Regions from separate parts of the Homo sapiens genome. Here region 2 is linked to region 1. A link is a contact called in ENCODE Hi-C or POLR2A ChIA-PET data. All regions are on one chromosome and are shown on one strand. The core of a region is the stretch at or near the end of the contact, and the rest is flanking DNA. Distances in the headings are between cores, read along the strand shown. Region 1 holds the start of UBAP2L (ubiquitin associated protein 2 like). Region 2 holds the start of GBA1 (glucosylceramidase beta 1).

The links. Hi-C counts contacts between places; a loop is a spot of excess contacts on that map. ChIA-PET counts read pairs that join two places held with the same protein, here RNA polymerase II (POLR2A). Pooled maps may share reads with other maps.
Region 2: a map with no recorded cell type shows a loop between it and region 1 (8-fold over the local background). The contact joins the promoter of GBA1 here to the promoter of UBAP2L in region 1. A Hi-C loop is called at or near these places in 1 of 37 single-sample maps with no recorded cell type and 3 of 50 pooled maps. POLR2A ChIA-PET finds 5 or more read pairs at or near these places in 1 of 52 experiments (activated CD4-positive, alpha-beta T cell).

The regions. Positions count from the first base shown.
Region 1 is chr1:154,219,473-154,225,219 of GRCh38, reverse strand. It overlaps UBAP2L (ubiquitin associated protein 2 like), which reads right to left and starts at 4,265. Exons shown (of 27, transcript NM_014847.4): 1 at 4,245-4,265; 2 at 7-136. The coding sequence starts at 96. It overlaps LTAP1 (lipid transport auxiliary protein 1), which reads left to right and starts at 4,630. Exons shown (of 7, transcript NM_001098616.3): 1 at 4,630-4,878; 2 at 5,283-5,384. The coding sequence starts at 4,813. RefSeq lists silencers at 4,092-4,241, 5,102-5,171 and enhancers at 3,762-4,509, 4,492-4,931, 4,510-5,257.
Region 2 is chr1:155,239,999-155,245,656 of GRCh38, reverse strand. It overlaps GBA1 (glucosylceramidase beta 1), which reads left to right and starts at 4,408. Exons shown (of 11, transcript NM_000157.4): 1 at 4,408-4,571; 2 at 4,940-5,027; 3 at 5,580-5,658. The coding sequence starts at 4,545. RefSeq lists an enhancer at 900-1,863.

The sequences.
Region 1 (5,747 bases), core at 3,016-5,515:
ATTTACCTGTGGCCGCTGCTTGTGCTGTGTCTGGTTTTGGTTTTGAGGTTGTTCCCAGTTTCCCCGGGCTCGGTTAGTGCCCACCGATGTCATCATTTACAGTATATACAAATAACAGTATTTACAAGGTAGAATACTGAAAGATTTAAAAGAAAATTAGGTATTAAATGTGGGCAAAATATGTTTTTAACTCTCTCATCAGCACCTTCACCACCAAACACTTTCACTTCTTCAAAGGAACAAATCAATAAGATTCATTTATTCTTACAACATAATTAGCTTGATAAATTCCTTAAGGAGCTATGGCTGTTAATCCATTTTTATGTAACAAGAAATGTATAAAGCATGTGTAAGTGATGGATTTTTTTAAGAAGTTACAGCAGTTTGGTTACTAGTCCCCCATAAGCAGACTTTACATTTAACTAATAATCAAAAGCCTTTTACATAGATGCAAGTATCTGAAGTACCTTTGACAGAAGGAAAGATAATCAGTAAAGTCTGGAAACAAAAACCTTCCAGGAAGGAGATTAGTCTACACTCCAGAGAAATAATTTTAAATACTGTATTCAATCACCTAAGAAAACAGCCTTACCTGCCTTACAACCTTTTTTATGTAAGCTGCATGTGACCTCCATTGCTTGGGAAAGGACAAGTTCAAGTCTAGACTCTTCTTTGTCCCTCAAGTTTCATCTCTCTCAGTATGCTATGGGTTTGTTTTGTGTTTGTGGGGGTTTTTTGTTTTTTTAAACCACAGCCTTCAACAGGGTACGTATTAGCCCCAATGACTTTGTCCAGAATCTCTGTTCTCTGGAAAATAATTCCAACACACTGCTTTTACAGGTGCTTCTCTTGGTCTCCTAGTCCACATTTTCAAGAAACCAAAATGGCAATTACCCTCCACCACTCACCTTAATATACAGGGAATCTCAAATTTGTCTCAAACCAAAAGCATCTAGCACAAAGTTTTATTTGGAAGAAAGTGCTTCTAAGAAATCATTTTAAACTTGAGACCTTAATGCTGGCAAGATGACTTAGTTGAGTCTTTAAAGAGACACAGAACACACAGGGCCTTCCCCAAACCAGAATATAGTTTTTGTTACAAGACTTCTAACAAGGAAGGATTCTACTGAATTCAAGTTCCTTTAGTTCATACTTTGTTTTATAATACAATCTCAGCTGCTGCATTTAGTAAAAAAGAAAACATTAATCATATGATAGAGTGTTCAAAATAATAGGTTACTCTGCATTTATTCCCTTCCAAAGAGGGTAAGTTTATACTTTTCTGCTCTATATTTAATTTTTCTTGTTAATGAAACCTTATACAACGTAATTCTAGACTGCCCAGAGATATTACTGGATTTGAGTGGGAGGAAGGACTTCTAAAGAAATATGCAAGGATTAACTATTAGGGAAGTGAATTTCATCTGACTTTCTTGGATGTCACAGAGAAAGCTGACTTTTTCTGTGCATAAATTCTTCACCAAGTTGCGTCAATAGGTTGCATAGGTCTTTGTATCAAGAAAGATTTTTTTAAGGTAGCTTCTCAGGTAATTTTTAACCCATTACCTCTTCCCCCTACACATATTGGCACACAAAAGCCCATAAGTATTTCAAGCTAGAAAGGATTATTTGCTACACAGTAGCCCATTTTCCCAGGTTAGCATTATAGTCGTTTCAACTTTACAAAAAAAAAAAATGTTTAACCAAGTACCCCGAATCCAAATCAACAAGACTACATATACACATATATACGTATATATATAAAGACGAGAGGAAAACTATTTTGTTTTAAAATTGGCTCTAAGATGAAGTTTCTAATATGGCATAGTCATTTCCAACCCACTACTGTAACTTACAAATATTGACTGTTTTCTACTCCACATGTGATATCTATTTGTGAGGATAAGTTATATTGCAGGTATAAACTGCATGACTAGCTATACACTATTGCATATACTGTACCAGTCAGATGTAAACATATTAAAAAGTCATCTTGAAAGATATAATTAACCAAGAAAGAAAAAAATTCTCCTAATCACTCTTGCTAGTAACATTTCCCTCTTACAAGTGCTTCGAAATGTGACTAAGAAAATTTTTACCACCTAGTAGTGACAACACTGAGCAACAGGTCAAAAGTAAGTGATCTGGAATGGATCACTTGAGGGCACAGAATTAGTAGCAAGCAGACCCATTCCCAGCTATCACACTGGAGATGAAGAATCTTGTTACTTACTTGCTCTTTCTTAGAAAATAAAAAGATTTAAAGGAAGTAGGGTGAGAAGTATTGGAGACCAAGGAAATCGTGCGAGAGTAAACAGAGGTTTCAACACAGGAGTGCCCTTGACTCTTTTTTGAAAACTAGCTACTTAAAAAAATAGCCAGAGAAATTTCACTGAAAAAACTAAATAACAAATATTTATTGAGAATCTACTATGTGTCCAATACTTCAGGAAAATACAAAAGCAGTATGACTTAGTAGCTGCCCTCAGGGAGCTTACAATCTAATTTAAGAAACAATTCAGAAACTGAAGCTAGACTGAGTTGGGTAAAATTTGCTACCTCTAACAGAACAACTAATTTCTGTAGATGCTTTGTTGAAATGGCCCCTGCATCCCCTTCCCCACCACCTTGATATCTAGTTAGTAAGAGTACTTCCCAGTTAGGACATAGCAAGGAGGAGCTTTAAAGATGAAAAACAAAACAGGACATTTTTAGGCCTTTCATCACTAGTTTATGTGCCAGCAATATTTCCCATTCACAAAGGAAACAATCATTGAGATAGTCTAATCTTTAAGGACAATGGTGTCAGATCTCAAAGCAGTTTTATCAACTGATACACAGCCAAAATGTTTTAATTCTCTGTAATCATTGGGATAGTCTAATCTTTAAGTACAATGGAGACAGATCTCAAAGCAGTTTTATCAACTGATACACAGCCAAAATGTTTTAATTCTCTAGAAACGCTGGTTACTAGTAATGTCCATCACCTCCCAGCAAGTCACATCAGGTATCCCCAAAACAGGATATGCGGCGGAGGAAGGTAGGATGGGAGAGAAGACAAAAAAAAAGGATTTCTCCATTTAATAATCAGGGAGAGTCAAAGGCAAAAACGTTAACAATAATAACAAAAACGCCTGTTACTGTGGTGTTTTTCTTTCCACAACATCCTACACCAGAGGTGGCTACATTTCAAGAATGGTGGAAAAGGAGCAGTCTCCAGTTTGTGACATCAGTTTGCAAAGCAATTTAAGGGCTGTCCACAAGGTTAAGGGTTTGAAGAAACTGGGCATTCCTGTACCATTATGAGAAGAGTGAACAAATACCCCAGTGCTCTAGTGACGTCCCTTAAGCGTAAATACACCCTATGGGGGCCTCCATGTCCAGCTTCCCAAATAACACAATTGTTTGGGGTACCCAAACTACAGTATAAACAGGAAGCTAAAGACAGCAGCAAAAACATATTCCAAGAACTGGGTTGGTGAGAAAGAAGGGAGGGTAATAAGAGGAGCTGACAAAGAGCCTGGAAACGGAGAGGGGACGCAAGCCCACGGGTGGAGGATGGGAGGCTCACCCCCCTCAGCGCCACATCGAGAGCCCACGGGGCCAATCTCCTCCCTACCTCCCAGCCGGAACAAATTAATCCTTCGCACACCAAACTGAGGGCCACATGGGGGAGTTTGGGGGAGCTCCACCCCATCGCCCTCCCTCCCCCACGCCACCCCCAAACCAGGCCGGATCCGGATCAGAGGAGGCCCGCAGTGGGTGGAAAGGGAGGAGGCCCTCTCCTCCGCAGGCACCGGCCGGGGTGAAGAGAGAGCCCTACCTCAGGCAAGGCCCAGGCCTCGCTCGCTCGCGCTCTTTCTCGCTCTCCCCTCTCAGGCTCTAGCCGCATGGCCCCCCCTTCCTACGGCTGCTCCAAGCCCCGCCCCGGCCACGCTCCCAAATCGAGGCCCCGGCTCTGGCGCGGCCCACTAGGCCGCGAACCCAACCATAAACAAAACCTCCGGGGGCCGACTCGAGGTGGGGGGCGCCAGGGCTCGCATGACTCGGGGGGGGGTGTACAGTGGGGGAACACACGGTGTGGGGGGGCCTACCGAGGGAGGGGATACGGCGGGGGCAGGGGAGAAAAGAGGGAGGGTAAAAGGGGGATCGCGGATTTAAAGGGGCCGCGGACAATACCCGGCCCCGCCGCGCTGCCGCTGCCGCCGCCGCCGCCGCCAACGCCGCTGCGCTCCCAACTTTACCTCAGTCTCCTCCACACTGACACCCCGGGCCGCGCCGCCCCTGTCACGTGATATAAGATTCCCTCTTCCCCACCCCCTCCCTCCTTTTCCCTCTCGCGCTCGCTCTCGCGCCTTCCCCCGCCCACTTGCCTTCCTGCGTCCCTCAGCGCGTGACGCTAAAAGGGGCGCGCACGCAAGCGTGCGCGTGCCGCCTCGCCACGAGACACCTCTTTCCGGCTCCGCGAGTCCACCCCGCCTCCTTCACGGCGGCCCTGCCTCCACCACGTGACGCACGGATGGCCGCCGCTTCCTCTTACTGTCGTAGTTCCGCGTCTGAGCGCTCGACGCTCCTGGGTGCCATTGCCTGCCTGAGTCACGTGTCAGGGGGAAGCTGGAAGGCGTCGTTCTCCTTTCCCAGCTCTCCTGCCTGTCCGCCATGTTTTCAGGCCGGGTCTGGCTTGGTCTTCCCCCGTAAGGAAATGGCCGGGGAGCTCCAGGGGACCCAGGCGCCGTCGCTTCGGCGGAGCCTGGGCTGACCAGCCAGGACAGCGGGGTAAACCCGAACAATTCTGCGCGAGGTAGGGAGGCCATGGCGTCCGGCAGTAACTGGCTCTCCGGGGTGAATGTCGTGCTGGTGATGGCCTACGGGAGCCTGGTGAGGAGATTACCCCACCCCATTCCTGCTGTCGCATCTTACCCAGTAGAGACCCTCCTTTTGAGCTGTACCCCGTCTGCATTCTCCACCCACTCACCTGCGCCTATCCGGGCTTTGACTCCTTATTCCAGGAGTAGGTGGGAGTTTAAGTCACTTAGTCGGGCCGACCCGCCCTCGTTAGTCTAGAACCCTCCCTTTAACGCTAGAGCACAGACCCCACGCCTCCCTGCTGCTGGCTTCTTAGATCCACCCCCATCATAACGGCCTTGCTTTGCCCCAAGTTTTACCCTGAAACATTCCTGAGAGCCGGAATCTGGGGATTTGGAATGAAGGCATGCTTTTTTAAAAAAAAAACAAAACAAAACTGACTTTTTATTAAAGGATTTTTACATCTTTTTGGACAGGTGTTTGTACTGCTATTTATTTTTGTGAAGAGGCAAATCATGCGCTTTGCAATGAAATCTCGAAGGGGACCTCATGTCCCTGTGGGACACAATGCCCCCAAGGTAGGTCCTTAGGGCACAAGTTAAACATACTTCTCCAGATCTTTTAGGGTCAAGAATGAGATTTCCTCTGCCTTTAGTGATGACTTTAATTCTCATGTTTCTTTGCGTGCACTTGTCCTTGTACTTACTAAGTTGAGCAGGCACTGTGCGCTTTGGAACTTGGCTTACCTGCTCAGTGCTGTGGCAAGCATGTGGCTCATCCTGGAACTTCTGTTTTTGTATCTGCAGAATGAAGGGCTTGGGTCGAAGTTCCCAACTGTTTGTAGTAAAATATTTCCCAGCTCATCTTAAACTACCCAGTGTTTTTTGTTTGATTAGGATGGGGTTGAGATCATTAAGGTTAACCCAAGAGCAATGAGAAGG
Region 2 (5,658 bases), core at 3,159-5,658, 1.0 Mb before region 1:
CCTTCCACCTCCTGGGTTCAAGCAATTCTCCTGCCTCAGCCTCCCGAGTAGCTGGGATTACAGGCGCCCGTCCCCATGCCCGCCCAGCTAAATTTTGTATTTTTAGAAGAGATAGGGTTTCACCATGTTGGCCAGGCGGGTCTCAAACTCCTGACCTCAAGTAATCCGCCTGCCTCGGTCTCCCAAAGTGCTGGGATTACAGGTGTGACTCACCGCGCCTGGCCACATACCCATGGTTTCAGCATGTATCACTATCTAAAATTATTATTTTTGTTTATATATCTGTGTCGTCCCATAGAATGTTAAGGTCCCAAGATCAGAAACTTGCTCATTGCAGTGGGTCTAACACTCAGTAGGTCCTCAACAAACATTCGTTAAGATACTAAAGTGGCAGGGTGGGGCCCTGTAAACAGCTTCAGGACCCTGTGCTTGTAGGGGCAACGTGGTGCCCTCCAAGGAAGACAGGGAGGTGGGAGGAGCACTGCCCAGAGATGGCGTCAGGCTGCAAGACTTCTTGAATAATTCAGCATCATAACAACCCAGCCTCAGGAAGGGATAGGGCACGGCCAGGACGAAACATTAGGAGGCGATGGACAATGGGATTCCCACGGGGCAGCTTCTGCGCACTGGACGTTCCCTAACCTGAGGCTCTCTAAAGAGGAAGGTTAGGAATCCTCTGAGCTTCGGTGGGCTGGACTCACTGTGGGAATTCAATCGCCCCCATCCACCAACAGTGTGCTGGCGGGAAAACGCCGACACGCATGCGTAGTTCTCGCGCCGGCTCCTCTCTCTCTCTCTCTCTCTCTCGCTCGCTCTCTCGCTCTCTCGCTCTCTCTCGCTCGCTCTCTCGCTCTCGCTCTCTCTCTCTCTCCGGCTCGCCAGCGACACTTGTTCGTTCAACTTGACCAATGAGACTTGAGGAAGGGCTCTGAGTCCCGCCTCTGCATGAGTGACCGTCTCTTTTCCAATCCAGGTCCCGCCCCGACTCCCCAGGGCTGCTTTTCTCGCGGCTGCGGGTGGTCGGGCTGCATCCTGCCTTCAGAGTCTTACTGCGCGGGGCCCCAGTCTCCAGTCCCGCCCAGGCGCCTTTGCAGGCTGCGGTGGGATTTCGTTTTGCCTCCGGTTGGGGCTGCTGTTTCTCTTCGCCGACGGTAGGCGTAATGAATATTTCGACCTTTGGATCTTAGCTGTCCCCTCCCTGCGTTCGCACTTAACCTTTTTCACCATTATTATTATTATTGTTATTATTATTATTTTTTGAGGGAGTCTCGCCCTGTCGCCCAGGCTGGAGTGTAATGGCGCCTTCTTGGCTCACTGCAACCTCCGCCTCCCGGGTTCAGGCGATTCTCCGACCTCAGCCTCCCAAGTACGTGGGATTACAGGCACCCGCCACCACGCACGGCTAATTTTTTGTATCTTTTAGTAGAGACGGGGTTTCACCATGTTGGTCAGGCTGGTCTCCAATTCCTGACCTCGTGATCCGCCCGCCTCGGCCTGCCAAACAGCTGTGATTATAGGCGTGAGCCACCGCGCCCGGCCAACCATCATTATTATTTTTAACGGTAAGGATGGTCAGATTTTACTAATGAAGAAGAGATTATAAAATCTTCAAGTCTTTATATCCACTTGCTTTTTGAGGGGTGGAGTGGGAAGAAGGTTATGTAATTCATACGTTCTTCAGACATGTGACAAACATTCACGGAGCCCGGCGACGAGCGTCGGGGTTGGGATTCGCACTGGAGCTGCAGATGGGTGCCAGGATGGACTGGTCCCTACCCTCCGCTTGAACCTAGGAGGCGGAGGTTGCAGTGAACCGAGATCGTGCCACTGCACTCCAGCCTGGGTGACAGAGATACTCCGTCTCAAAAAAAAAAACAAAACAAAAAACAAGCGGACTGGGCGCAGTGCCTCACCCTGTAATCCCAGCACTTTGCAAAGCCAAGGCGGGAGGATCCTTTGAGTTTAGGAGTTTGAGACCAACCTGCGCAACACAGTAAGACCCCGTCTCTACAAAAAATACAGAAATTAGCCAGGTGTGGTGGTGTGCGCCTATAGTCCCAGCTATTCTGGAGGCTGAGGTGGGAGGATTGCTTATTCTGGAGGCAGAGGTTGCACTGAGCCGAAATCAAGCTACTACACTCCATCCAGGGCAACATACGGAGACCCTGTCTCAAACAAACAAACAAAAAATTGCTCAGTACCTGGCCAAAAAAGAAGAGGCTCACTATGCAGAGGGGAAGTGGAAGGAGATGTTTGGACTTCTAAACTCAATAGAGCAGGAGAGGCAAATGTAGAATGTGCTCAGGAAATATCTGTGAGATGAATGAACTTGAGGGAAGTAAGGTACTAGATATTACCTGCCCTACCCAGAACAAATCCTGTGCAATGTTTCCTTGAAAAGTGAGAAGTCTGGAAGGGGTGGCTACTGACATAGTGAAGCAACTAGTTCAATTCTACAACTTGACAGCTACCCCTGTGCCAGGCTATCTACGAGGATACTTAGAATGCATAAGACATTCCTTCAAGGAACTCCAGGAACAGAGGCCTGACATGTTGCAATGTTTAGTGTCAAGCAGTGTACTAGAGACACATTATCACACTCAAACCTCACAACAATTCTGTGAGGTAGGAGTTATCACTCCCCTTTTATAGATGAAACAGAGGCTTAGAGTGATTGATTTATTGAAAGTCAAACAGCCAGTAAATGGTGTAGCCAGGATTCCAAACTTGCTGTCTCACTGAGACTGTACTTAATTACTGGAGGGACCGGGTGTGGTGGCTCATTGCTATAATCCCAACACCTTGGGAGGCTGAGGCTGGTGGATCACCTGAGGTCAGGGGTTCGAGACCAGCCTGGCCAACATGGTGAAACCCCATCTCTACTAAAAATACAAAAATTAGCTGGGCATGGTGGTGGGCTCCTGTAATCCCAGCTACTCAGGAGGCTGAGGCAGGGCAATTGCTTGAGCCGAGATCACACTGCACTCCAGCCTGGGCAACAGGGCAAGACTCTGTCTCAAAACCAAAAAAAAAAAAATTACTGGAGGAACCTAGAAGAAGAAATGATCAATTTTGCTTGGAGTGTATCTAGAAAGACTTCACTGAGATCATTTAAAGAACAAAAAGGATGGCTGGGGTCCAGCGCAGTGGCTCATGCCTGTAATCCCAGCACTTTCGGATACCAAGGCAGCAGATCACCTGAGGTCCAGAGTTTCAGACCAGCCTGGCCAACATAGTGAAACCCCATCTCTACTAAAAATAAAAAAATTAGCTGAGCATGTTGGAGGGCACCTGTAATCCCAGCTACTTGGGAGGCTGAGGCAGGAGAATCACTCGAACCCAGGAGGTGGAGGTTGCAGTGAGCCAAGATCACGCCACTGCACTCCAGCCTGGGCAACAGAGTGAGACTCTGTCTCAAAAAACAACAACAACAAAAAATACAAACAAGAGACAAGTAGTTCCCAGGTGCCTACCAAGTGGTCAGGCACTGCACTTACCTCACTGACTGCAGTAACCACCCTTTGAGGTTGTGGCATTGCCTCCATTTTCCAGGCAAGGAAATGGGCTGAGAGCTGGGATTAGTCAGGTCATGACTGTGTGTGCCACTCCCGCTAAATCTCATTTGATGTGGTTCATGAGGCCACACCATGGACAGCTTCCTCCTTGTGTCCACTGAGGATATGGCTTTGTACAACACTTTGGTTTTTGAACGACTTTACAAACCTCCCTGTCTTGTGAGGAAGGAAGAACAGTTATTACCATCTGCATCTGATGATGAAACAAGGGACGCTGCAGAGGAGCCGCACTGACCACTCCCTCCCTCCAGTCCTGTCATCCCACTGCCAGTGTCCCACCCTCTTGTGCCCTGCACTTCACTGGCTAATAACCCCCCTCACTTTTTCCTCTGTGAAGCCATCCTGGATAATTCCCCACCCACGAATGGTCCCTCCTCATCTCAGAGAGCTCTCCATGCACACCTGTTACCGTTTCTGTCTTTATCTGTAAATATCTGTGTGTCTGACTTCCATGCCTCACACACCTCTATAGGGCAAAGACTGTCTTAAACATCTTGGTAGTGTCAGTATTTTGCACAGTGAAGTTTTTTTTTTTAAATTATATCAGCTTTATTTGTACCTTTTTGACATTTCTATCAAAAAAGAAGTGTGCCTGCTGTGGTTCCCATCCTCTGGGATTTAGGAGCCTCTACCCCATTCTCCATGCAAATCTGTGTTCTAGGCTCTTCCTAAAGTTGTCACCCATACATGCCCTCCAGAGTTTTATAGGGCATATAATCTGTAACAGATGAGAGGAAGCCAATTGCCCTTTAGAAATATGGCTGTGATTGCCTCACTTCCTGTGTCATGTGACGCTCCTAGTCATCACATGACCCATCCACATCGGGAAGCCGGAATTACTTGCAGGGCTAACCTAGTGCCTATAGCTAAGGCAGGTACCTGCATCCTTGTTTTTGTTTAGTGGATCCTCTATCCTTCAGAGACTCTGGAACCCCTGTGGTCTTCTCTTCATCTAATGACCCTGAGGGGATGGAGTTTTCAAGTCCTTCCAGAGAGGTAAGAGAGAGAGCTCCCAATCAGCATTGTCACAGTGCTTCTGGAATCCTGGCACTGGAATTTAATGAATGACAGACTCTCTTTGAATCCAGGGCCATCATGGCTCTTTGAGCAAGGCACAGATGGAGGGAGGGGTCGAAGTTGAAATGGGTGGGAAGAGTGGTGGGGAGCATCCTGATTTGGGGTGGGCAGAGAGTTGTCATCAGAAGGGTTGCAGGGAGAGCTGCACCCAGGTTTCTGTGGGCCTTGTCCTAATGAATGTGGGAGACCGGGCCATGGGCACCCAAAGGCAGCTAAGCCCTGCCCAGGAGAGTAGTTGAGGGGTGGAGAGGGGCTTGCTTTTCAGTCATTCCTCATTCTGTCCTCAGGAATGTCCCAAGCCTTTGAGTAGGGTAAGCATCATGGCTGGCAGCCTCACAGGATTGCTTCTACTTCAGGCAGTGTCGTGGGCATCAGGTGAGTGAGTCAAGGCAGTGGGGAGGTAGCACAGAGCCTCCCTTCTGCCTCATAGTCCTTTGGTAGCCTTCCAGTAAGCTGGTGGTAGACTTTTAGTAGGTGCTCAATAAATCCTTTTGAGTGACTGAGACCAACTTTGGGGTGAGGATTTTGTTTTTTTTCTTTTGAAACAGAGTCTTACTCTGTTGCCTGGGCTGGAGTGCAGTGGTGCAATTTTGGCTCATTCCAACCTCTGCCTCCCAGATTCAAGCGATTCTCTTGCTTCAGCTTCCCAGGTAGCTGGGATTACAGGCGGCCACCACTACGCCCAGCTAATTTTTGTATTTTTAGTAGAGACGGGGTTTCACCATGCTGGCAAGGCAGGTCTCAAACTCCTCACCTCAGGTGATCCGCCCACCTCGGCCTCCTAAAGTGCTAGGATTACAGGTGTGAGCCCCTGCGCCCGGCCAAGGGGTGAGGAATTTTGAAACCGTGTTCAGTCTCTCCTAGCAGATGTGTCCATTCTCCATGTCTTCATCAGACCTCACTCTGCTTGTACTCCCTCCCTCCCAGGTGCCCGCCCCTGCATCCCTAAAAGCTTCGGCTACAGCTCGGTGGTGTGTGTCTGCAATGCCACATACTGTGACTCCTT